Regions from separate parts of the Homo sapiens genome. Here region 2 is linked to region 1. The links are chromatin contacts, found by Hi-C or POLR2A ChIA-PET in ENCODE. All regions are on one chromosome and are shown on one strand. The core of a region is the stretch at or near the end of the contact, and the rest is flanking DNA. Distances in the headings are between cores, read along the strand shown.

Region 1 (2,700 bases), core at 28-2,527:
TCTGGCCCGGTGCATGAGGTCGTTTGTGTGTTCTGGTGACAGGTCATCCCTGTGGGTGCTCCCTGGGCAGATATGTCCTACTCAAATTAGTCAGACTCTCTTTCAAAGTGTGCCCCTTAGGAAGCCATGAGAAGCCCAGTGTGCCAAGAACACTCTTTTGTGATTCTAAAACCATCCCCGGGGATTAGGACTAGACACAAACTATGAAGACTAATAGGTAAATAGGAGAGTTCGACAGAGTGATACCTAAGGGGCTCTTTGCAATGCAGTAACAATCTGCTTTCTGTGTTTATGCATTGACCAACCCTCCCCCACTTCACCCCCAATATTCTTTTAAGTAGGAGTTGAAGGGTATAAAAGCTCAGCCTTTTTTTTTTTTTTTTTTTTTTTTTGAGATGGTCTCGCTCAGTGGCCCAGGCTGGAGTGCAGTGGCACCATCTCAGCTCACTGCAACCTCCGCCTCCGGGGTTCAAGCGATTCTCCTGCCTCAGCCTCCTGAGTAGTTACAGTGGAGACGTTGTTTCGCTATGTTGGCCAGGCTGGTCTCAAACTCCTGGGCTCAAGTGATCCTCCCACCTCAGCTTCCCAAAATGCTGGGATTACAGGCATGGGCCACTGCGCCCGGCCTCAGCTTATTAATGTAGGTTTTCCTACACTTAAATCAATTACATACAAATCTTCCAGTTTTCTCATTTTAAGTGCATTCTTAGAAATCACGAAAGAAAGCAGAGTGGGCAAGCTGATCATTTTATTCTCCATCTGCAGTCAACTTGCTAAGTAGCTTGCAGTTAACAGCTTTTGCCACGAGAGGGCGATGATTGTTGGAAAGGCAGAGCTGAGTGGGCCAAGGTTGGACCCTGGGGATGTTGATGAAATAGCAACTGGTTATTATGTTCCGTTGATCCAGGGCCAGAAAGAGGAGACAAAGGACCTAAAATGCTTTAGGCTTAGATAGCTAGGTGATATTCTAGGAGGAGAAAATTTGGAACTGCTTCAGTTTCCAGCATTGTGTTATACTTTTATGTGTAAGAGCCTGAAGTTGAACAGAAAAAAAAAAAAAAAGTCGGGGCGGAGCTGTCTTTTCTTTTAAAAATAGACGCATGGAAGCATGTGTTTGTTTGTTCCTACTTGGTGTTTTTGTTTTATTTATAAAATGAAAACAGCTGAAATAATTTCTGGATTGTTCTGAACTTTTGAGCACAGACTCCCAGATGGTTTCTGTGGTCTGGGCCCTCAAAAACCCACCTGATGGGGGATGGCGCCCATCTTTGGAAAAAGCTATTTGAGGCTCTGTGAAGCAGCTCGAGTTTGTTTGTTTTCCCTTGTATTTGAAAATGGAAGTCAAGCATGCTCCCAGGGCAGAGAATTCCGCAACTGTGACCATCTTGCAAGGGGCAGGAAAAGATTTACAGTGTTTTGCTAGACCAATCGCCACTTCCTTCTGGGGTAAAAATCCTTACCAGCAACTCCTTACCAGCGACTCCTCTTCTGGCTAAATTGGAGTAGCATTTTCCTATCAAAGTCATTTAAGATACAGATTATTCAATAACCTGAGAGAAGGGTGGAGTATTCATTTCTAATGACTTCACAGAATTCCAGTCCTCTCTGAGCCCGAAGAGTTGTTGACTATCATCAGGTGTTAGGCCTCACATCTTTCATTTGCTAACAGTATTTTACTGTCTATGAAAATGGTTAACTGGTCGGGCACAGTGGCTCACACCTGTAATCCCAGCACTTTGGGAGGCCGAGGTGGGCGGATCACTTGAGGTCAGGAGTTCAAGACCAGCCTGGCCAACATGGTGAAACCCTGTATCTACTAAAAATACAAAAATTAGCCAGGCATGGTGACACGTGCCTGTAATCCCAGCTACTCAGGAGGCTGAGGCAGGAGAATCGCTTGAACCTGGGAGGTGGAGGTTGAAGTGAGCCAAGATCATACCACTGCATTCCACCTGGGTGACAGAGTGAGACTCTGTCTCAAAAAAAAAAAAAAAAAAAAAAGAAAAAGAAAATTGTTAACTGCCCTTAAAAATATAGTCGTTCTCCTTCGACACTCAAAAGTTCTCTATTTGCAAATGAAGTTCATATGAATTTGTTAATGATTCACTTCTCAGTAATTGGCAATCCCAAATTAATCAGATTTCCTTGCACTAATGGTTTCTTTAATAAATGATATTAGATGGTAATAGAAAGGACAGTCTTGGCAATAACTGCTTAAATCATAGCATGAGGGATTTAGATTTTCATCAGCAGCTTGCACCAGAAGCAGAGTCTGACTGAATATTATCTCCTTTGTAGATTAGATAGAAGAAGAATTAGGGAGATACAAAGAAGCATTTTCTAAGCATAGTTAGACTCTGATTTTGGTGACAGTACGAACTAGGGAAGTTGGAAAATGCCTCATTGGCCTAAAACTGGTAACATATAATAAACTAGGACTGGAGGCAAAATTACAGAAGTTTTTTTGGTAATTCTCTTGGGCTCTTTCTGGGGGATTCTTAGTCTTATAGAATTTTGCTACTTGATGCTCATCCATGGCCTGTGGAATGTATCGTCCTTTCATGTGGGTGTGGGGAGAAAAGGACTGGGGCAGTGGGAAAGGGGAGGCCCCATTGTTGCCAACACCAAGCCCAAGCTTTCTGTAGATGTGGCTCCCCATTTTCAACTAGAAGAAGAGAAATTTTTCATGTTCTAGCTTGA
Region 2 (2,700 bases), core at 58-2,557, 250 kb after region 1:
AGCAGCTCACTCACACTGCTGGACCGAGGGCAGGATGTAGAGGGAGGGCAGGGATCTGCAAACGTCACCCAGGGGTGCTCTGGGCTCTGAGGGTGGAGGGCAAGAGGGGCAGAGCCCCCTCAAATTCTTTGGAAGATTATAGCACAAGGGGAGTTGGGAAGGCCCTGGGACCATGTGCACACACATCTATCTCCATGAATTGTCTCTCCTGTAAAATTATTTTTAAAGTTGCTAAGTTGTTTTCTTCTGATTATAAAAAATATACATGTTCCCCATAAAAAGTCATAGTAAAAGAAGGCATGGAGATAAAAATAAAAATCACCAAAATTCCATCACCCAGAGATAACCACTGTTAACTCTTTGGTGAACATACTTTTCTCTATATCATGAATATTGATATATAATTACAGAATACGGGCATACTTCTAAGATATTGTAGGTTCGTTCCAGGCCACTACAGTAAAGTGAATATCACAATAAAACGAGTCACATGATTTTTTTTTGTTTCCTCGTGCATATGAAAGTTATGTTTATATTTTAGCATTATGTCTAAAAAACAATGTACATACCCTTTTTTTTTTTCTTTTTGAGACACAGTTTCACTCCGTTGCACAGACTGGAGTGCAATGGGGCAATCTTAGCTCACTGCAACTTCCGCCTCCTGGGTTCAAGCAATTCTGGTGCCTCAGCACCCCCGAGTAGCTGGGATTTACAGACATGTGCTGCCACACCCAGCTAATTTTTGTGTTTTTAGTAGAGATGGGGTTTTGCCATGTTGGCCAGGCTGGTCTCGAACTACTGGCCTCAAATGATCTGCCTGCCTCAGCCTCCCAAAGTGTTGGGATTACAGGCATGAGCCACCGCACCTGGCCAACAATGTCTATACCTTAATTTAAAAATATTTTATTGCTAAAAGAAATGCTAACAATCATCTGAGCCTTCAGTGAGTCATAATCTTCTTACTGGGAGAGGTTCTTGCCTCCATATCGGTGGCTGCAGAACTGATTAGTGTGACGGTTGCTGAAGGTTGGGGTGGCTGTGGCAATTCCTTGAAATCAGACAAGAATGAAGTTTTTTACATCAATAGAGTCTTCTTTTCAGGAAAGACTCTGCAGCATGTGATACTGTCTGATAGCATTTTACCCACAGTAAAACTTCCTTCATAATTGGTGTCAATCCTCTCAAACCCTGCCACTGCTTTATCAACTTAGTTGATGTAATATTCTAAATCCTTTGTTGTCATTTCCACAGTGTTCACACCATCTTTACCAGGAGCAAATTCCATCTTGAGAAGCCACTTTTCTTTTCTCATCTGTAAGAAGCTCTGACTCATCTGTTCAAGTTTTATCATGAGGTTGCAACAGTTCAGTCACATCTTCAGGCTCCACTTCTAGTTTTCTTGCTATTTCTTCCACATCTGCAGTTACTTCCTCCACTAAAGTCTTGAACCCCTCAAAGTCATCCGTGAGGTTTGGAATTAACTTCTTCCAGACTCCTGTTACTGCTGATATTTTGACATCCTCCCACAAATTACAAATGCTGTTAATGGTATCTAGAATGGTGAACTCTTTTCAGGTGGTTTTCAATTTACTTTGCCCAGATTCATCTAGGAATCACTATCTATGGCAGCTATAGCCTTACAAAATTTCTTGAATAAGACTTGGAAGTCAGAATTACTCCTTGATCCATGGGCTTCAGAATGGATCTTGTGTTAGCAGGCATGAAAACAACATTAATTTTGTGCGTCTCCATCAGGGCTCTTGAGTAACTAGGTGCATTGACAACGAGCACATAAACATATGTGCTGTCATCCAGGTTTTGTTGTTCCACTGATAGAGCACCAATAAAGTAGATTTGGCATAATTTTTAAGAACCCTAGGACTTACAGAATGGTAAATGATAAGTGGCTTCAGCTTAAACTCACCAGCTGCATTAGTCCCTAGTAAGAGAGTCAGCCTGTCCTTTGAAACTAGGGATTGACTTCTCCCCTCTTGCAGTGAAAGTCCTAGATGGCATGTTCATCCAGCATAAGGCTCTTTCATCTACACTGAAAATCTGTTTAGTGTAGCCACCTTCATCAATGATCTTAGCTAGATCTTCTAAATAACTGGCTGCCGCTTATGTATCAGCACTTGCTCTTTCACCTTGCATTTTTATGTTATGGAGATGTCTTCTTTCCTTAAATGTGACGAACCAACCTCTGCTAGCTTCATACTTTTCTTAATGCAGCTTCCTTACCTTGCTCTGCCTTCCTAGAATTGAAGAGAGTTAGGGCCTTGCTCTGGATTAGACTTTGGCTTAAGGGAATATTATGCCTGGTTTGATCTTCTCACTAAGCTTAATCATTCCTTAACTTTTGATTTAAAGTGAGAGATGTGACTCTTCCTTTCATTCGAACACATAGAGCCCATTGTAGAGTTATTAAAATTGGTCTAATTTCAATATTGTTGTGTCTCAGGGAATAGGAAGGATTGGGGAGGGGGAGAGAGAGATACACACACACACACACAAACACACACACGCACACAGAGGAACAATCACTGGACCAGTCAGAACACACACAACATTTATTAAGATCACTGTCTTATATGGGTGCAGTTTATGCCTAAAAACAATTACGGTGGTAACATCAAAGATCACTGATCGCAGATCATTATAATAATAGCTATAATAATGAAAGTTTGAAATATTGCAAGAATG

The links. A loop is a pair of places that touch in the nucleus more often than their neighbours do. ChIA-PET counts read pairs that join two places held with the same protein, here RNA polymerase II (POLR2A). Pooled maps may share reads with other maps.
Region 2: a loop to region 1 is called in a pooled map, with 2.8 times the contacts of the local background. The contact joins two enhancer-like sites. A Hi-C loop is called at or near these places in 3 of 168 maps with a recorded cell type or tissue (Panc1, endothelial cell of umbilical vein and heart right ventricle), 1 of 37 single-sample maps with no recorded cell type and 5 of 50 pooled maps. POLR2A ChIA-PET finds 5 or more read pairs at or near these places in 6 of 52 experiments (AG04450, BJ, Caco-2 and 3 more).

What each region holds. Positions count from the first base shown.
Region 1 is chr2:46,062,302-46,065,001 of GRCh38, forward strand. The region is part of intron 10 of PRKCE (protein kinase C epsilon); the gene reads left to right. Among named protein-coding and RNA genes, the nearest start is that of EPAS1, 230 kb to the right of the region's middle. Within about 2 kb of position 1,278, at least 6 of the 41 ENCODE cell types and tissues checked have a DNase peak (open chromatin) inside an H3K27ac peak, as active enhancers do.
Region 2 is chr2:46,315,689-46,318,388 of GRCh38, forward strand. The region is part of intron 1 of EPAS1 (endothelial PAS domain protein 1); the gene reads left to right. Among named protein-coding and RNA genes, the nearest start is that of EPAS1, 20 kb to the left of the region's middle. Within about 2 kb of position 1,308, at least 2 of the 41 ENCODE cell types and tissues checked have a DNase peak (open chromatin) inside an H3K27ac peak, as active enhancers do.